2 separate regions of the Homo sapiens genome follow, and region 1 is linked to region 2. Evidence: read pairs that join two places in POLR2A ChIA-PET (ENCODE). Cell type or tissue: IMR-90. All regions are shown on one strand. Links, peaks and the distances in the headings refer to the core of each region. The heading gives the core; the rest is flanking DNA. Region 1 has its middle 40 kb from the start of RPS6KA3. Region 2 overlaps RPS6KA3 (ribosomal protein S6 kinase A3).

Evidence for each region. ChIA-PET counts read pairs that join two places held together with the same protein. Peaks named below come from ENCODE experiments on the same cell type or tissue, not always from the same donor. Only the 100,000 strongest peaks of a DNase experiment are listed, where the experiment ranks them.
Region 1: POLR2A ChIA-PET joins it to region 2 with 5 read pairs; 3 of 35 experiments call an interaction of 5 or more read pairs at or near these places.

The regions. Positions count from the first base shown.
Region 1 is chrX:20,300,788-20,313,327 of GRCh38, forward strand. No RefSeq gene overlaps it. Among named protein-coding and RNA genes, the nearest start is that of RPS6KA3, 40 kb to the left of the region's middle. In IMR-90, for the core only: no CTCF peak of the experiment used is centred there; a DNase peak (open chromatin) is centred at 9,174; H3K27ac peaks cover 179 bases.
Region 2 is chrX:20,176,673-20,185,884 of GRCh38, forward strand. RPS6KA3 (ribosomal protein S6 kinase A3) reads right to left here. Exons shown (of 22, transcript NM_004586.3): 11 at 324-412. Among named protein-coding and RNA genes, the nearest start is that of EIF1AX, 39 kb to the left of the region's middle. In IMR-90, for the core only: no CTCF peak of the experiment used is centred there; no DNase peak of the experiment used is centred there.

The DNA of each region.
Region 1 (12,540 bases), core at 4,541-12,540, 130 kb after region 2:
TATTTAATGTCCTATTTGACTCTATATTGGTTAGGGTCTTGCCTGGAAACAGATGGCCCATTCAAACTGGGTAACCGAGGAGGGTTTAATAGAGGGACTATTTACAAAAGTATCCTCAGGGATTAGGGAAACCAGGAAGGGCTAGTGCAGTACCCTGGGATAAGTAATGTTGAGGAGCTATTACCACCTCTAGGCCTGGAGGAGCAAAAGGAGAGATTGGCTATTGTGACTCAGCTATCTGTAGAGGGCTGTCTGACAGTAGCTGTGGCCTTCCACGGTGGGAGATGCAGCCAACCTGTAGAGATCCTGTGGAGACAGAACTGGAAGAATCAATACTTCTTGCGCCCTCTGATCTCCCATTGGTGCCCCTCGTTCTTCAAACCCAACTGGGAGCCAGAAGACGAGGGAGCCCATTGATGCATTGCATACAGGTCAGCCTCCAGGAGCACAGAATCACGTAGAGAGGGGTAGAGAGTGGATCTGGAGTGGGGCAAAGATATTCATCACTCTCTTCCACAATCAATTTCTTCAGAAAGTTTGATGGCTGATGAAGACGGACCATAATATTTTATCCATGGCTTAACTTAACCCACAGAAGTTGGTCTCATACTGATGGTAATCTATATTTGAAAAGCTTAGCATGAAGCCACATGACACTCAGTATTATATGACTTAATTACTTAAGTAATTAGATGCTACCCGAAACACAGAAGAAAAGGTCCTGAGTTTAGGACAAGTAAACCCTGCTAGCGGTTGGGAATGACAACAGGGAAAGAAAAGCTGAAGTTTTCTTGAGGAGGAAGGAAAAGCTCAGGGCATAGGGGATGAGATTCAGGATACAAATCTAATATAACAATTTTGCCTAAAGTTGGTAGGTTCAGATGTATGTACTGTACATGTAGGCCAAAGACCATTTGTCCAGGAGTTAGAACACCAGGGTTCTGTAGGTATATACATAAGAATGGAAGAATGAAATTATTAAAAAAACATTAAAAAAGAAAAAAAAAAGGAACACCTGGGTCCTAGATCCCTGTTACTCCTTAGTTCTGTGACTTTGGTAAATTATTTTTTCTCCCCGGGCTTGTTTCATTCTCCGTATAAGAAGAGGTTAGGTTTCCATTCAGTTATGCGTTATGTGATGTTATTATTTCACCCAATCAGAAATCTTAAAAATGACTTAATGAAAACCTTAAAGCTAAGTTAGAAAACAGTTCAGAATATTCTGAACAATAGTCAAATTAAAATGACCATTTCAAACAACTTCTAATTTTCCCTTTAGGGTACCTTCACCATGCAATTCAGCAGGCCACCACAGACAATAAATATCCCTGTTCAATAAACACCAAGTTGAAAGTATAATATCCTTAAAGAACACTATCATTGGGTAATGACAATGGAGCATTTTAGGAAGAGGCAATTAAAAGCAGAGGATAATCTGGTTTCAGTATATTGTATTAAAGCTGAAAACCACTGACTAATCTACATCTTCTTGTAGTTTCGCAGAGAAATCTCAGAAGAAAAAAACTGGTAAAAATGTAAAAGGAGTGGAAAAAATTCTGTCTCTCTCATGCTGTCACTCATTCATTCTCTCTCATTCTCATGATTGGAGAAAAAATACTGATACCTATAGAGATATTTTGGTGACTGTACTTGCTATCCATAGTATCTGTTATTTTTAGAGTTAGATTGATTTACGTCTACTTGATTAATTCACATCAACAATAAAAAGCAGGAGAGGGTCCCTCAAAACAGGAAGAGGTGGAAGAAACTTATAATTTGTCAAGATATGAGTATCTTTATTTTAGATATATAAAGCTTGGAATACAGAATAATACCTAGAATCCAAGAAAGCCAATATTTCATGATAGTCCATGTTGTATGGAGGAAGGCATTCTATGATAGAATATGGCATGGCCCATTACTCAGTCTTTCTTCTTCGCTAACTTGTCTCTCATCTGTGAGGTTCCACACACTCTTTTCAATAATCCAGTTAAACTCTGAAAAAGCACTTTAGCCTATTCTCCTTTTATGACTCCCCTCCCAACACAGAAACCTAAAAGTATCAAGAACCCAAAAGCAACCTATTGGCTTGCACTGAATGCCTGTGCCCCTGGGAACACACCACGGATAGTTGAGGAATCACCATCATTATTCCCCAGGACTAGTTTCCCTCCCTTGAGTACGATTTACATTTTATTTGGAAGTTATGTATATAAAAAAAGTCCTAGTGGATTCCCATGTTGTTAGAAATGATTCTTTTTCTTTGGCTCTCATTTAAAAATGAGAATTACAAGAGAATCTCTCAGGACTCTTTATTGTTGCTTAATAAAACACATTAGTGGTATAGCTGTCCCTTGACTGGAGCTCAACCGGAGCTCAAACAGCACAATGTGGGAAGCGTGAATTATTACATCATCCTTCACTCTGTTTGTGCTTTTTCACTTAATAATGCTCTTTTACATAAAGTGTAAGTGGGCCACCTAAGAAATGATTACAGTCTCATGCTTAATAGGTGGCACATTCGCTTGCTGCTGCCTCTGCAAAAGTTGTTCCGTGATCAAAGCATTTAATTTTTATTTCAATCCTCTTTCATTATTTCTGTTAACAAATTTTGGCACCAAATAAAGGAACACATACATAAATGAAGTAATAAACAGCTTGTTCCTGGAGAAAATTGAGTGTTAGCAGAGACATGCTACTATTGATAATTCAACTAAAGTGTTTATAACTTATCATTCCTTATTAGAAAGTACTGTGACATTTCACTGTACCAGTTTAGTCCTCCTACCCCCAAAGGATTCCTTAAGATAAACAAGCATATGTGTTTGAAAAATAAAATAAAATAAAAAAAAGAACAGTAGTAGATTTGCTGAGAAAAATACATCCAAAGTCAATCTATGGGGATGCTGGAATGTTCTCTATTTAGTTTTGTTTATTTTCTACTCATATTTCTATGCAAGAATGTGGAGTAATAATTAAGGCATTTCTAAGGAAATGAGCATAATTATTGATTTGCAGTGTTATTTATGGAGAAGCCACTAGCAAGATGCATTTATGCCTAGGGTTTATTTTTGTCTTGATTAGGAAGTAACCATATGAATTGAGCGCTATCACAAATGGATTATGTACCTCATTTGTTTACTGAAACTCTGGGTTCTTTGTGGGCATGGACCTGAAGGGGATGGTAAGGCCCCTCCTCATATTTTCTCTAAGTTCAGAGATTTAATACCAGTTTTAAGGAGTTTGTTTTCTCGTCTGCAAGAATTGAGCCTCTGGGCTCTTATGCTTTCATGTTTATCCTTGGAAAAGCAATACGTCTATATTATGAGGTACTTTTAGTAAGACATTTATTACTTATAATCTTTAAAATATTGTTGTATTTTCATTAAAGTTTATAGTGATTTTCTCTTGCAACTTGATCCAGACCCTGGAATTCATGCGAAATGGCTTAAATTTTCTGTATTTTTGAGATTAAAAACAAACGCACATACTAGTAAGACATTTGTAATAGGTGGAGTATGTGTGACATTAAAACTACAGGATTATAATGGCTCTACCGTGACCACTTTGACTTATTTAGGACATTTATTAAAGGTCAGAGAAATGCTGCTTTTAGGTGTCAATGGAACCAATGGTAATTTGAAATTCAAAAGGTTATCATACCCTCTCTGCAGCAAATTTGGCTTTCTCTCCCTCCTCCCTACCCTGTCCTCACTCTCAATTGTAAAAACAATATTATAACATCTAAGAGTGCTCAGAGAAAAAACTTCAAATTCCTAATATCACTACTATCATTTCTGTTTGTTGGTTTTACTCTTTGCCCATACACATTTATGTTTTTAAACATAGTAGCAATCATACAACACTGTATTCTTAAACATATTCAACCTGTATATTGTATTTAATACATGATATTGTATTCTTTTTAAATGTTTATTTTACTTTTTAAATCGACAAATAAAATTGTACATATTTGTCATGTACAACATGACATTTTGAAATCCATGTATTTGTGGAATGGTTAAATTGAGCTAATCAACATATGCATTATCTCACATAATTATCGTTTTTGTGGTGAGAATACTTAAAGTGTAAATTCGTAACATTTTTCAAGACTACAATATGTTGTTATTAACGACAGTCACCATGTTATACAATAGATCTCTTGAACTTATTCCTCCTATGTAACTGAAATTTGTATTTTGCTTGTTATTCTCAACTCTCTTTTGAAAAGAGACCTGGAATTTTCTTTCTTTCTTTCTTTTATTTTTTTATTTTTTGAGATGGAGTCTCGCTCTGTTGCCTAGGCTGGAGTGCAGTGGCGTGATCACTGCAACCTCCGCCTCCGGGGTTCATGCCATTCTCCTGTCTCAGCCTCCTGAGTAGCTGGGATTACAGGCACGTGCCATAACGCCTGGCTAATTTTTTGTATTTTCAGTAGAGACGGGGTTTCACCGTGTTAGCCAGGCTGGTCTCGATCTCCTGACCTCGTGATCCACCTGCCTCGGTCTCCCAAAGTGCTGAGATTACAGGCGTGAGCTACCGCGCCCGGCCGAGATCTGACATTTTCTGTAGGGATATTCTAGCTGGAAGAAGTCAGAGAGAAAGAGAGAGAGAGAGAGAGAGAGAGAGAAAATGTGTTGATTGTGTGAGTTTCAGGCTTTTCAAAAGTGATGTAACATTTACCTTAGATTTTCTTAACCAGAAATTTGAACCCAACCATCTTGGCTTGGAAAAGGGTACGGAATGTAATTAAACTAAAATTTGTGAATGAAAGTAGAGCAGCATTTTCTTTCTGCCAGATTGCTAATTAAATGCCACGGAAGACTTGCATATTTAATTTTAGCCATGTAAAGAATGTGCAATAGTTGGTAGGCAAGAGTTTTGGCCAGGAAAGAAATGATTATATTTTTAGATCATTTTGCTACCCCTGTTAATTTATTATTCTGTGATGTAGCTCCAGTTTAGAAATGGAAACGTTCCTTGATTTGATCCAGAGTTAGGGTTTTGCCAGGCGAAAGGGCAAAGTACTTGAGAATATCAGCAGAAGAATGATCGAAGTGATGGGCTGTGAGTTCTAGGCAGAAAGGGCAGGAGATGGAGGCAGATGAAGGTTGATAGATGAAGACAAAGTAGGGGATGTCAAGGGGCCGGAGTTCTCTGTAATAAGAACAGACGGTAGTGGTAAAAATAGAGCAAGAGAGCTGGAAGACTGGGGGTTGTGTTCAGCAGGTTTATTAAATTTGAAATAAAATCTGAAATGCAAGTGAGTTGGCCTATTTAAAAAGTTTTTTTTTTTTTTTTTGGCTTTTATGTTGTGAAACATTGGGACAAGAACAGAGAATAAGGCATGGGAATAGAAATCCATTCATTAAGTTATTCATGCATTAATGCAATAGTTACCTTGCTTAGCCCCTCCTATGTGCCAGATACTATGTTGAGTGAGGGAAATACAGTAGTGAACAAGGCAGAAAATTTTCAGTTGGTTTGACATTTATACTCTAATGGAGGAGTCAGGCACTTAACAAATAAAATATCAAGTTGTAATACGAAAAAGAAATTATAGGAAGGGCATAGAGGTATGAGGGCTGGGGAGCAAATATGATGGTCAGACAAGTGAAAGGGGGATAGAGGAAGGGGAACATGAAGGAAATGAGGGAGGAGGCTAAGTAGAGATCTGAAGAGAGGGCAAAAGAACCGCAAGTGCAAAGGTCCTGAGAGGGGAATATGCTGGGCAGGTCTATCCCTACCATGTGGCAAGCCCAGAGCAAGAGTACACACGGAAACCCACATACTCTATGCCTGATTGTGAAAAGTTATAAAATATTATAAAATGTATTCTATCATCTTCTTGACATATCAATATTGGCCTGGAAGGCCAGGTCCAGATTTAGAGTTCTTGGCCTCCTCAGAGTTCTGCACCAGAACCTGATGGTACAGGGTGAGCCAGCCCCTGGCTCCTGAGCCCAGCCAGAGGTCAAGCTCCCTTTCTCTTCCCACCCCAGAATCCTCCAAACACCACGAGGGGTCTTGCACAATGTGGATGGACACCCTGCCTACGTGTCCAAGCTCTGTTTACACAGCCCCAAACAACTGCCCTTTGATGGTTCCTTGGGACTAGAGATGTGCTCATTTGTAACACGGTCTGCTGTTGGGAAGATGGACCAGGGAAGGGGACCATGGTGGCTGTGGAAGCCAGCTCTTGGTCCCCTGGGCAGTGTATTCTGGGGTCCTGGTACCTGGATTGTGGTCTAGGTGGGGCACAGGCTCTGGATGGGCATAGCCTTTTGACCCTACTGACTCCTGCCCTATGGGGAAGAATGTGGCTATGGGGGGTATCAGAGCAGAACCCATTAAATCATGGGGCTCAGGGAAGTAGCCCCTTTTGCTGCTTGCTACCTTTGAGTGTGGCATTTTTGCTTGCTACCTTTGAGGAGGAACAAGGAAGCTATTCCTATATCCTCAGGATTTGAACTGTGATGATGGAGGAGATATGAAGCTTTCGTTCTGTAGAGGGTCTATAAAAAGTAAAGGAAGGAAGAAAAGGAAACCAGAATGTATGGAGCATCTGTGCTGAGCCTGGCTGTGTGAAATACACTTTTGCTTGTGTGATCTAATTTAATCTCCCGAATAACCCCGGGAAGTAGACTTTGCGTGCTCCTGCATAAGGTTAAGAAAATAAACTTAAGGAGGTCACTTCCGTGCCCAGAGTCACATAGCCAATGAGCCAGGGAGCACAGGCTCAAACCCAGGGCTCTGGCTATTTCTAAAGCCCATATTCTTTCCACTACAACACATTGCTTTGAAAGACCTCCTCAAAGAAAGACTTCCTCAAAGAAAGACTTCATTTGTAATGAGAGTAAAGAGCAATATAGAAAGTAAAATCTCACACTGTTCAGACATGAAAATCACGGCAGGAATCCTCATTCCAGGACTGATTCCTGTCTTGAGGTCCCCAGCTCTCCTGGGAGTCCTTGACAACAGTATGTGAGTTTATGAGCTTTAGGTATTTTTAAAAATTGAGGTAAAATTTATCTAGGGTGAAATGCACAGATCTCAGACATACAATTTGAAGAGGTGTTTTTATTTTTTTGCAAATGCAAACACTCATGTAACCACTACCCCAATCAAGACAACAGGGGGACTCTAGCCAATAATAATTTAATTGTACATTTAAAGAGAACTAAAAGAGTATAATTGGATTGTTTGTAACACAAAGGATAAATGCTTGAGGGTACGGATACTCAATTTTCATGAAGTGATTATTATGCATTGCATGCCTGTACCAAAATATCTCATGTACCCCATAAATATATACACCTACTATGTACCCACAGAAACTAAAAATACAGAAAAAATTTAAAAAGATATTTATTTCCTCAAGACACGTCCCTCGCTCCAGAAATTTCCCTGTGCCTCTTTCTAGGTAATCTCCCCACACAATAGGCAAACACTGCTCTGATTTCTATTACTATGGATTTGTTTGACCTGGTTTAGAACTTCATGTAAATAGAATCACACAGTATGTATTCTTTCTTTTGTATGTGACTTTTTGCTCAGCATGTTTTTCAAGATTTATCCATATTATTGGATAAAAGGTGTTCTCTCCTTTTTATAGCTAAGTAGTATTTCAGTGTATGAATATATCACAATTTGTTTATTCTTTCACCTATTGATAGGCACTTGGGCTCTTTTCTATTTTTGGCTTATAAATAAGGCTGGCATAAACATTCTTGTACATGTCTTTTTATGAATATGTGTATTCATTTATTTTGGGCATATATCTATGAAGGGAATTGCCTTGTTGTATGGTAGGGGTAGGTTTAATTTTTTAAGTAACTGCTAAAGTTTTCCAAAGTTGTTACAGCATTTTACACTCTTACCAGCAATGTATAAGAGTTTCAGTTGATAAGCTTCTGTAAATTTAAAATATTTAATTTTGAAATATTTTAATCATAAAAAGAAAGGATAATATTAATAACTGATAACCATGTATCTATCACTAAGATTTAACTTGTTAATGATTTCCTGTATTTGTGTCAGGTCTTAATAAGTGAAATATTACAGATATACTCAAAGGCCGTCTCCCCCATCTTCATCCTTTTCCTCCTCCCTGGAAGTTACAATCATCCTGAAGTTGCTGTGTATCCTTACCATGTCTATTTTTATTTTTATTTTTATTTGAGATGGGGGTCTTGCTCTGTTGCCCAGGCTGGAGTGCAGTGGTACAATTATAGCTCACTGCAGCCTCAACCTACTGGGCTCAAGTGATCCTGCTGCCTCAGCCTCTCAAGTAGCTAGGACTACAGGTTTGCACCAATGTACCTGGCTAATTTTTTTAATTATTTTTAATTTTTTTTTGTAGCGATCCGGGTCTTCTTTGTTGCCCAGGCTGGTCTTGAACTCCTGCCCTCAAGTGGTTCTCCTGCCTCAGCCTCCCAAAGTGCTGGGATTACAGGCGTGAGCCACTGTGCCCACCTATTTTTAGATATAGGACATAGTATATGAACCATTTTCAATATTTCAACAATTCTAAAAAAGATGATGTATTTTTCTATGACACATCTGGGCATAGTATTTGAAATAGCAGCCATCTTAATAAAAAAGTCAATTTAATACTTTAAACATTTTTATTTCCTGCTTATTGTTATTTATTGATTCTAATGTATATTAATTAGGTTGTTTACTCAAAATTTATAGAAAATGGGGAATATTAATTTTTATTTTAAAAGGTAGATTATGTGGCAGATGAAAATCTTTCAAAGCTTGGAATCCTTCAAGGGAAAGCAATGAAGAAGTTCTTGGCGGTTGTACTGGTGGGAACTGTAGAGCTAATACAACCCTCCTGTATTATGGATAAGAAAAAACCGAGTCACATACCAGTTGTGACTTGCTAGGTTTTTGCAGTTAAAGCATACCAGCTCAGGACCAGAACCAGGCCTTCTGATATCCATTCTAGAATTCTCTTGATCACCCCATGCAGCTTCCATGCCACTGAAGGCGATCAAAGATGGAGAAGGAAGAAAGGAGAGAAGAAAATGTGATGTGGAGGCGGGAGGAAGGAAAAACTTCATAAAAACACGACGGCAGAAATGTGGTATTTTAAGCAAGACGTTTGCCCTTCATATGAATGATTCTTGGATTTTTGGTGTATATTTTTGGTAGCAGTATGCGGTGAGTCACTAACAAAGAGCTTGAGACAGATGAGTTAACATAAATGGACCAAAATAAGCTGTGGTCTCTAGGCTGAGCAGCTGTTGGACAGACCTGCCAATATTTTATTTCCCAGAGACACTTGCAGTGGATTAAAGTGAGCACGCGGCAAATGCCTCATTAGAAAATTCCATACCTTTCAGAGTTTCCTGTGCCTGAGATGCGGCTTTCCAGGGGAAAGGCAAAAACTCCTAGCTATTTATTGAAGTTTCACTGTGTGGAAGAGGGTAGGCAAGAGGGGCTTGTTGGTGGAGGGATAACACAGAGAGGCAGAGGAATCAGAAAGTCTTAGGTTTTCAGCCCCAGTTGTGCCACTAAGCTGTGTAACTGAGGTGGGACTCCTTTAGCCTTCTCTGTGGTTGTTTTTCATCTTCTGAATGATGAGCTTTTATACAAAGATCTCCTAGGTCCCTTCCAGTTTAAAAATGTATAGTTCTCAGGCCAGGCGTGATGGCTCATGCCGGTAATCCCAGCGCTTTGGGAGGCCAAGGCGGGTAGATCGCTTGAGCTCAGGAGTTCGAGACCAGCCTGGGCAACATAGTGAGATCCTGCCTCTACAAAAAATACAAAAATTAGCTGGGTGTGGTGGCTCACACCTGTAGTCCCATCTACTCGAGAGGCTGAGGTGGGAGGATCACTTGAACCCAGGAGGTGGAGGTTGCAGGGAGCCAAGATTGAGTCACTGCACTCCAGCCTGGGCAATAGAGCGACACCCTGTCTCCAAAACAAAAATTATAGTTTTCATTAATTAAGTGCTAACTTTGTGCCAGGCACCTTGCAAAATGCTTTACATACTGATATTTCTCCTCCATGAAACCTTTGAGGTTGTTTCAACAGTAGTCTCATTTTCAGATAAAGAAACCGAGGCTTAAAGATAGTAAGAAACCTACCTGAAGTCACGTAGCGAGCAGTGGCAGAGCCTGGACTCAAGCCTGAGACTGTCACAGATATTTGGCTGCTTAATCACCGTTCTGCATTGCCCTTTCTTTCTAAGCAGGACATTAGGAACTCGTTGCCTTCACATCCCTCTTCCTCTCCACCATTTTATATGTTTCAAATCGTTATGCTTCAACTGGACTGTAGTGGATTTCCAGGTCCTAATTGGAGCACCTTGCTGCATCCACATATATATACTATGGACTGTGGATGAATGACATTAAAGATAGTAAATCAAATTCAGGACACACACCTCATGCAAGACAGAAATAGTGTTGAGTGGAGCACAGCAAGGCCATTTGATTCACTGGATCTTCGTCGGCTTGAGTATTTTGTACGTTCTCTCCACTGGACACTCTGTACCCAATGTTCCAACTGATTTCGCTGGCAGAGACGTCTTATGAGAAGATACCTTATTTGAAGAGCCGTTTCAATAACCTCCTCTATCCTGATTTAATATGATATGGCCATGGCAACGGCAGTAATAGTGGCAGCTCCTTTGTTCCCTTTTGTGAATGACATACAATTTAAGCACCTTTTTGCACAGCCTCTCTTCCAGTGAAGACATCAGATGTAGGGAGAACATCCTTATCTTTAATATAAAATAAAATAAATAAACTCTAAGATTGTGGGTGATGTTATCTAACTTCTGTTCAAGATGAGTCTTTAGTTGGTTACTTAAAATATTGTCTTTAAGTTCTACTGGGATATTTATGAGTGAAATCACACTTTCCATACTTCTGTCTTTGATGTCTGCCTCTATAGAAATGGAGAACTGAAACAATATCTAATAATTCAAACCAAAAAGCCAGCGCTGCTTATATTGTACTATTTGGATGTTTTAAAGTATAGAAACTTTGAGCTGAAAGGGAAGGAAATAAACATTCAATCTTCTTGTTTTAAAAACCGTTTTACTGAGGTGTGATTGACATACAAAACACACTCAACCTTCTAAGTCAAAAAGCAAGTGTTACAGTATGAAAGATTACATTAATGACCTTACTTCTTCACCTCTTCCTTTACCAGGTGACCTTGGAATTTCATCCACTGAAGAGCCAGAGTCTATTTTCCTTTCCTTTGAATCTGGGCTGGCCCTGTAACTTGTTTTGGGCAATAGAATGTGGTGGAAGTGATGGTGGGCCAGTTCCAGGTCCAGGTCTCAAAAGGCCTTGAGTGTTTTCACTTACTTCTGTGTTTGCCACGAGAACATATCCAGGTTATCCTGTTGGAAGATGGGACATGAGGAGCAGAGTTGAGTCATTCTAGTCATTGCAGCTGAGGTTATCCTAGATTAGCTGAGCTGCAGATGACTGTAAGATCCATGAGTGAGTCCAGTTGAAATCAGAAGCACTGTCCATCTGAGCCCAGCCTAAATTGCCAACCCACAGACTTGTGAACACAATAAATGGTTATTGTTTAAAGACACTGAGTCTTGGGGTGTTTTATTACACAGAATTATGTGGTCACTGATAACTGATACAGAAAGTGAGGCTTTAGTTGTCAGGAAAACATCCAGGAAGTACCTAAGGATTGGAAGGATTGCAGGAAGTAGCAAGAATCAAACTGCGATTTAACAGTAATTTGAAGTCTTTGCAAATCAGCATGGCTATGGATCCCCTGCCAATAGTTATGCTGCATGCATGTACTGAGTCTATTATTAGCAAGACTCTGTGCTAGGTAGAATACCTAGTGAATGGGAGTCCAGGAGAAGTAAAAGTAAATGGTGGACCTGATTAAGAGAGGCTGACCATGGGAATGAAAGTGGGCCACATGGCTGATGACATTTATAGTGGTAGAGAATAGTGAATTCAAGGAGCTGGGTGTGGGGCCAAGGGTCAAGGAAAGACCAGTGAAAACAAGACGAAGTTAAAGGCCCAGATAAAGAGAAAGATACTGAATCTCAGTCATGGAAGAAAATGCCTATATTAGATACAGATGTGCTGGGAAATTAACATCTCCAGCCCCAACCTGCCAGCAGCAATCCTCAACCAATGACCCCTGGTCTCTCGGCTCTTGGGTAGGATAATTCTCTTTTTTTAAAAAACATAATTTCTTTTTAAATATTTTTTTAATTCTTTTATTTTCCTTTCTTTAGAGGTAAAGTCTGAGATTTTAGTGCACCCATCACCCAAGTAGTGTACGTTGTACCCAATATGTAGTTCTTTTATCCCTCACACTCCTCCCACCCTCCCCTCTTCTGAGTTTCCAATGTCCATTATACCACTCTGCATCCCTTTGTATACCCATAGCTTAGCTTCCACTTCTAAGTGAGAACATGCGGTATTTGGTTTTCCATTCCTGAGTTACTTCACTTCTCATAATGGCCTCCAGCTCCATCCAAGTTGCTGCAAAAGACATTATTTCACTCTTTTTCTGTGGCTGAGTAGTGTT
Region 2 (9,212 bases), core at 484-8,483:
CCTCAACCTCTCAGGCTCAAGTGATCCTCCTACCTCAACTTCCTGAGTAGCTGGGACTACAGGCACGCACCACCATGCCTGGCTAATTTTTGTATTTTTTGTAAAGATGAGGTTTTGCCATTTTTCCCAGGCTGGTCTTGAACTCCTGGACTCAAGTAATTCTCCCGCCTTGGTCTCCCAAAGTGCTGGGATTACAGGCGTGAGCCACCAGGCCTAGCCTTGTCTAAATAGTTAATAATTCCACCACAAAACAAATATCTACTCCCCGCTAAAAACAAACACCAACAAACATACAACATAAACAAATTAGTTAAAATTTTTACCTAATCTGTTTGCAGGATTTCGCTTGAAAAGCATTCGTAAAAGACTCTGCGCTTCAGGACTCAAAAACTGTGGCATTCCAAGTTTGGCTCTAAATAATAAATCCACATAATATTTTATTTTTTGGAGGCATCTGTATTTTTATTTTTAAAAATTCTTAAATTAAACTTTTTGAGATACTTGTAGATTCACACTCAGTTGTAAGAAATAATACAGAGAGATCCCCTGTGCCCTTTACCCAGTTTCCCCCAATGGTAACATCTTACAAAACTACAGTACAATATCACATCCAGGATATTGACATGGAGACAATCCAATGATCTCATTCACATGGCACTGGTTTTATTTGCACTTATTTGTGTGTGTGTTTAGTTCTATGCCATTTTATTACATGTATGGCTTCTGTATGAATATGTCACAGTTTATTTATCCATTATCTGTTGAAGGACATTTGGGTTGTGCCCAGTTTGGGGCTAATATGAATAAAGCTACAGTGAACATTTATGTACAGGTTTTCATGTGAACACATAACTGAATTTTAGTTCATAATCTAATAAGCTTTTTCATTTTTCAAAATTTTGCAAAGAGCACTGTGAAAGTAAGATCATTTGAATCCTAGTTCTGGCTCTGTTACTAAGAACTTTGTGACAGTGGGAAAGCCAATTATTCTGGGCCTGTTATCATTTCTTCATAAGCAAAGGGATTGGTCTCTAGACCAATAGCTCCCAAAGTATAGCCTCGGAACTCCTCCTCAAAGGGAATTTAAGAAACCTAACATTTAAAGCTGCTAAGAGAACATGTGTTTCATATGCCACTTTTTCCTTTCTATTCCCTTTAACAGCCCCTGAAGGGAAGGGGAACTGTGGGAAAGAGGATTGTGAAATATTGAAGATACACAGTCTAAAAACTGCTGGCCTAGATGAACTTGAAGGTCTGTTTCAGCTCTAATTTTAATTCTTTTTCCAAACCTACAAATTAAAGAAACCAATGATCCTGTAAGTATGACAATAATAATAGAGCTGGGGAAAATTCCTATTTCAGAAACAGATCCATTTATTATTCAGTGGGTTGTTATTGAGCTATTACATGCCAGACACTGTTTAGTGCTGAGGATACAGAGATAAAGAGAGCCCATGAAACTCATGGTCCATGGTGAAGATGGATACAGATAATGCTAGTACATTAAGAGACAAATGCAGAAGAACATATGCAAAGAGTGACAAGGGAACAGTAGGGGATATTTAATTTAACATGGGAGATTATGAAAGGTCTTCAATGCAATCTAAAGGCTAACAATTTATTCATTTGGCTAGTGTTTCCCCAAATTTTACTGAATAACATTAATCCCTCTAGATAGTTAGCAACAATAAAAAAATTCATGACCCAATGAGCTTGTAGAATGCTATTTATTATATCCCCCTATTAGACACACAGAATTAAAATACACTGCATATAAAAAGGCTGAGAAATCTAGAGCAAACAAATCAGTTTTTTTTTTTTTTTTTTTTAAGACAGAGTATCCAGGCTGGACTGCAGTGGCACAATCTCGGCTCACTGCAATCTCTGCCTTCTGGGTTCAAGGGATTCTCGTGTCTCAGCCTCCCAAGTAGTTGGGATTACAGGTGTGTGCTACCACACCTGGCTTTTTTTTTTTTTTTTTTTTTTTTTGTAGAGATGGAGTTTTGCCATGTTGACTAGGCTGGTTTTGAACTCCTAGCCTCAAGTGATCCTCCCACTTCAGCCTCTCAAAGTGCTGGGATTATGGGTGAAATCAGTATTTTCTAAGTATTTATTTCCAGCACCTCTTTTTCAAAGAATACCTATTAATATCTTGTAGAATTAATATTCTCTTGGACAAATCTGGGGAAACACTATTGTATTAGGTAACAAGGATGCAGCAGAGGTCCTGAAACTGGACTAACATGACTAGACTTATTTTCAAGAAGGTAACTCCAAGGGTAATAGAGAACAATTTGGAGTGGGAAGAGGTCATAAGTGGTAGGCAATCAACTTAGGAATGTGGTCAGATAGTATGGGTAAGAGGTCACTGTTTTCTGAATACTTTAAGCAGTTTAATTCAGAGGAAAGGCTGGAACAGTGAAATAATTCTGAGATCGAATTTGGAGAATACCTAATTATGCAAAAGAGAGAAGGAATAAAAAATGATTTCCTGGTTTCTGGCTTGGAAGAGGGTGCATGAAAATGCTGATAACTGGGAGTATAAGAAAAGAACAGCAAATAAAGATACATTTAGTTCAAAGATGTGAAGTCATGCATGTAATATGTTTTGGGAGGGCCAGGCAGGTGAGTAAATAGAAACACAGGTCTAATGCCTGGTAAATTCATGTAAGAAAGAGTGATTTGAGAGTAATTAAAATGTGGAGGGTAGTTATAGGAAAGACTGAAGTCAGTCAGGAAAGAGTGCAGAGGGGGAAGAAAAGCATATCATAGACGGATCCTGGGGGATAAGACCATTTAAAAGGTAGTCAGAAAAAGAACAATTAGGGCATTAAAAATAATGACTGCAATTGGCTGAATCACACTGATTATTAAATCCCATGAGTTTATTATGTAAAGTAAGAAAAAGCAAAGTCAAAATACAAAAACTCGACTCACTGGATACTACCCCCACTAGGAAGTAACTAGGGCTCTGACATTAGAAACAATTTAAGAAAAGAATTAAGTATTTATTCTCTTTTTCTTGGATGAGCGTTATTTCAAGTAATTAAATCATCATAGTTGATGAGGGAAAGTTTGTTGAGAAAATACCAGCTAATAAATGAGGAAGGAATAATAATAATAATAGAAAATCATGGCTGGTGCATAGTGGCTCATGCCTGTAATCCCAACACTTTGGGAGGCGGAGGTGGGAGGATCACTTGAGCCCAGGAGTTTGAGACCTGCCTGGCAACATAGCAAGATACCATCTGTACAAAAGATTAAAGAACTTGGCTGGGCATGGTGGTGCACCTGTAGTCCTAGCTACTCCAGATGCTGAGGCAGGAGGATCGTTTGAGCCCAGGAGTTTGATGTTGCAGTGAGCTGTAATCATGCCACTGCATTCGAGTCTGGGCAACAGAGCAAGACCTCATCTCCAAAATTTAAACTTTTTTTTTTTTTTTTAAAAGAAAAGCAATTCATCACTTTTGAATTCCTTATAAAATAACTGTTTCAAGTAATGATTATTAATGGATAGAACCATTAGTTAAAAGCATGCCAGGGAACTTTACAACGGAGGAATCAGCTGCAACCACTGGAGCCCATCACTTAAAGTGGGGGCAACCAGGTATTGTAAGCCTCCTGATGTAATAGGGACCACACGGTATTAGCTGTGAAATAATCTTGCTAAAACAGTTTAACCAAAAACAGAATAGAGGATCAAGCTAATAACACTAAGGGAATAAAAAAAAATTTCCATACTCCTAGGAAAAGACTAATTGTTATGTAACCATGGTAACAAGAGAACCACCAGAACTGGTTTTAAATCCTTTCAGTTGGTTTAAAATCCATTGAATTGATCAATGACAACTTGCCTGGTGAACACCTGCAAAGATGAGTAACTGCTCTTTGTCTCTGAAAATTAGCCAAACAGGAATGGACTCACTCCAATAAACACACCTGAATGCCCACTGATCAACAACAGTCCCACCCAAATAATCACATTCTTACAGATAATGTCAACCCACTTATAGACATGAAACTCTGCCACTTCTTGAGCTCCACCCTTCCTCAAAACCCTATATAAGATTAGTGGTCTACTATATTTGGGGAGACTCTAGCCTTACCATAGCAAAGAATAAAATAAACTTTATGCTTTTTGTTTCAGATATTGAGAGGGGGTCTCATTCTTTGACAAGATAAATCCAGAAAGCAGAGTTCTATAAAACAACTGACTAGGTTTCTATGAATAAACAGCAGGGGAAAAACAGGGATAGATAACAGAAGTTTAAGAAGTACAACCAAATGGAATGTGCAGACTTGATTTGGATCCAACTGTAAAGACACAGTTTTGAAGAAAATCTGAAAAACTTAGTTAAGGACTGATGATACCTAAGCATTATTGCTAGTTTTATGTGGATGTGTAAGAAAACACCCATATTTTTAGCAAGGCAAACTGAATTAAGTAGATATGTCTGGAATGCTTATAATACTTCAGTAAAGAAAAGAAAAAAAGAATAGATAAAGCAAAATGGCCAAATCTTGATAAATGTCGAATCTGGGTAACAGGTATATGTGTTCACTGAATTATTCTATTTTTGATAGTTCATATTTGAAAATTTTTATAATTAAAAAAGGAAAAACAGGAAGAGAAGAAATCATGTAAAAGAGACCAAAAGGGGAACGGTTAGAGAGGTGGAAGAAGTAGATCAAAGTAGGAAAAACTATGGAGGGAGGGAGTGGCCACCAGTGTCAAATACTCAGAGATGCCTTTCTTGAGTGTCCCATCTAATATGGCTCCTGCTTTCTGCTCCTTCCCTCACACAGTAAGGAGTCACTATTATGAGTACAGAATTCCGATTTATTATCCTTATATCTCCTATTACTATCTGAAATTGTTTAGATATTAATTCCTTGTCTCCCCCACTAAAATATAAGCTCTGAAGACCACCAAAGACCTTTTCAGTCTTGTTAATACTACATCTCAAGTATGAGTAGCAAGAACTGAAACATCTGTTAAATGAATTGTGTGAATGAATGGTAGAGTCATCCTTTTGACAACCTGCCACTGGTTTTAGCAACCAGAAGATCACTGATAGCCACAGAGAGAGCAGTTTCAGTAGAGTGGTGGGGATGAATGACAAATAGGCTGTGGAATAAAAGAAGCCAAAAAAGTAGTAACAGAAAGCATAGACTACTTTTTAAAGAGGCTTTGTGTTGAAAGGATGCAGGAAGATGGTACAGTAACTTGAAAGGAAGGCCAAGTCAAAGAAGGATTTAGTTTCTTCAACACGAGAGTGTTTGTTCGCTGAAAGGGAGGGATCAAAGTAGATGAAGTGATAAAGGTTCAGTGATGAAAGTTCAGTGAACATTCATTTATGTAGCACATCTTTTTAGACCTTTTATATTGTGTAGAATAATATAAAATGCCCCAAAAAACCCCGAACAAAAACACCCAAAGTACACAGCTCAATTATTTACCACAAACTGAATAGTTATCTGGCCAAGACACATAACATTGCCAGAACCCCTCATCCAGTGTAACCACTTCCCTTATTTTGCCTCAGGCTTTTAACCATCTAAATATGAACCCTAAAAACTATGCTTTAGTTTTGCCTGCTTTGTAAACTTTACAAATAGAATCATATAGTACTTTTTCTTTTGTGTCTGTACTTCCTTAGCTCCACATTCTTGTGAGATTTATCTAAGTTGTTGCATGTAACTGTGGTTTGTTCATTTTCTTTGTTGTATGGCATACTACACCCATGCGCCAAGGCTTCAGCCTGTTTTTGAATGGCTCTCAAGAATTGTTTTATATTTTTACAGGGTTGGAAAAAAAATACAAAGAATATGTGACAGAGACTGTGTGTGGCCCACAGAGCGTAAATACAACAACTTCTATTGTATTCGACTGTACGAATATACCATCATTTATTAATTGATTCTTCTGTTAATAATCAGGTTTCCACTTTTTGGCTATTACAAATAATGTTGCTATGAACGGCTTTGTACTTGTTTTTTGATGTGTGAGTAACTAGATTCTTTTAACATGGGTGCATGTCTAGGAGTGGGAATTACTGGATGAGGGTATACATATATTTGTCTTTAGAAGATAAGGACAAAAACTGCTTTCCAAAGTGGTTATATGAGTATTGATATTCCTTCCAGCTATGTATAAAAGTTGCCACTGCTTCACATCCCACCATTTTGTACTGTCAGTCTTTTTATTTTTATTTATTAAAATTTTTGTATAGGGCAGCAGTCTGGGCCAAAAATGGTTCAGAATGCTCCTGTCAATCTTTTTAATTTTAGCCATTCTGGTGAGTATGCAGTGATATTTCCTTGTGATTTTAATTTGCATTTTCTGATTAACGAGGTTGAGTATCTTTTCATAAGTTTTTTGGCCATTGAATATCCTCTTCTGTCAGATCCCTAAGTCTCTTGCCCATGTTTTTATTGGGTTGGCTTTTTCTTATTGATTGGGGTTCTAGATAGATTGGTAATGATTTTTATGTATGGTGGAAGGTAGGAATTTTAAAAAAAATTTTTAATTCTTTTAAAGCAAATTTTTTTTGAGACACGATCTTGCTCTATTACCCAGGCTGGAGTGCAGTGGCATGATCATGGCTCACTGCATCCTTGACCTCCTGGGCTCAAGCGATTCTCCCACCTCAGCCTCCCAAGTAGCTAGGACTACAGGTGTGCACTACCACACCTGGATAATTTTTATATTCTTTAACTCATGGCCTCAAGTGATCCTCCCACCTCAGCCTCCCAAAGTGTTTGGATTACAGGTGTGAGCCACCACTCCCTGCCTATTTTTTATACGAATATTTAACTTTTCCAGCATGATTTATTAAGAAAAGGCTATTCTTTCCCTACTGCTCTGAAATTCCCAATGGTCGCAAATTAAGTGTCCACATATATAGATCTGTTTCTGGGTTCTTTATTCTTTTGCATAGATCTACTTTCCACACTTGTTTCAATGCTGTATTATCTTAGTTACTGTTATAATAAGACTTAATACCTGGTAAAGCAAGTCTTCCTATCTTGGTCTTCGAGAGTATTTTAGCTACTCTTTGTCCTTTGTATTATCATATTAGAATCAGTTTATCAAGATTCACATTAAAAAGTTGTTAGGATTTTAATTTTATTTGCATTGAAACTATAGTTTTGTCATCCATTATAGTAGCCACTAGCTACATATGGCTACTGAGCACCTGAAATGTGCCAATCCACATTGTAAGTGTAAAATACACATTGAATTTCAAATGAGTATGAAAAAAATTAGTTTACAACAAATACCTCAATCAATTTTTAACATTGGTTACATGCTGAAATAACATCTTGGGTACACTGGGTTAAATAAAATATTACAATTAACTTTCCTTTTACTTTTTTATTTTTTTTATTTTTTGAGATGAATTTCATTCATCACCCAGGCTGGAGTGCAGCGGCATGATCTTAGCTCACTGCAACCTCCGCCTCCCGGGTTCAAGTGATTCTCCTGCCTCAGCTTCCCAAGTAGCTGGGATTACAGGTGTGTGCCACCACGCCCAGCTAATTTTTGTATTTTTAGTAGAGACAGGGTTTTGCCATGTTGGCCAGGCTGGTCTCGAACTCCTGACCTCAGGTGATCCACCCGCTTTGGCCTCCCAAAGTGCTGGGATTACCTGCCTCTTTTTACTTTTTTAAATGTAGGTACTAGAAAACTTAAAATTACGTATGTGGTTCGCATTACTTTTCTTTTTTTTTTTTTTTTTTTGAGACAGGGTCTCGCTCTTCACTCTGTTGCTCAGGTTGGAGTGTAGTGGTGTGATCAGGGCTCACTGCAGTCTTGACCTCCCAGGCTCAAGTGATCCTCTCACCTCAGCCTCCCAAGTGGCTGGGACTACTGGCACGTGCCACCACATCTGGCTAATTTTTTTATCTTTTATTTTTGTAGAGATGGGGTTTTGCCATGTTGCCCAAGCTGGTCTCAAACTCCTGGGCTCAAGCAATCTGCCCACTTCGGCCTCCCAAAGTGGTGGGATTATAGGCATGAGCCACCATGCCTGGCTGGTTCACATTATATTTCTAGTGGATAACACTGATCTATAAAAATGTTATCTTTACAACACTGGGTCTGTCATAACATGAACATGGTATATTCTTTCAAGTTATTTTGGTCTTTTAAAATTTCTTTAAATAAAATTTTCTGGTTTTTTTGCACAGAGGTCTTACACAACTTCTGCTAGATTTATCACTAGGTATCTGAGAATTTTTACATTGTTGTAAACACTGTCCTCTTTGAAAATTCCATTTTTTTTTTGAGATGAAATTTCACTCTTATTGCCCAGGCTGGAGTGCAGTGGCATGATCTTGGCGCACTGCAACCTCTGCCTCCCGGGTTCAAGTGATTCTCCTGCCTCAGCCTACCGAGTAGTTGGGATTACAGGCACCTGCTACCATGCCCGAATAATTTTTTCTATTTTTAGTAGAGACAGGGTTTCGCCATGTTGGCCAGGCTGGTCTCGAACTCTGGACCTCAGGTGATCTGCCTGCCTCGGCCTGCCAAAGTGCTGGGATTACAGGTGTGAGCCACTGTGCCCGGATAAAAATTCCATTTTCTATTCCTAGTATAGAGACATGGAATAGATTTTTGTTTATTGACCTTGTATCCAGTAACTTTGCTAAACTCTTATTAATTCTAAGAATTTATATGATCACTGGATTTTCTTTTCTTTTCTTTTCTTTTTTGAGACAGGGTTTTGCTCTGTCACCCAGGCTGGGGTGCAGTAGAACCATCTCAGCTCACTGTAGCCTCAAGCTCCTGGGCTCAAATGATTCTCCTGTCTTAGCCCCCATCTGCCACCCCACAAAGTAGCTGGGACTACAGGTGCTTACCAACATGCCTGGCTAATTTTTGCATTTTTTTGTAGAGATGGGGTTTTGCTATGTTGTGCAGGCTGATGACTGGATCTTCTATGGATACAGTCATGTTATCTAAATAATGATAATTTTATTTCTTCTTTTTAAACCTTATACTTTACTTTTTTGCTTGACTTACCATATTGGCTAGGACTTCCAGGACAATGTGGACAGAAGTGAAATAATGGGCATCCTTGCCATATTACAAATCCCAAAAGTAAAGCTTTCAGTATTTCACTATTAACATGAAGATAATATGAGTACTCTAAATCTACGCAGTCTGTTCATATTCAAACCACGTAATATTGATGAATTTCTTAGTT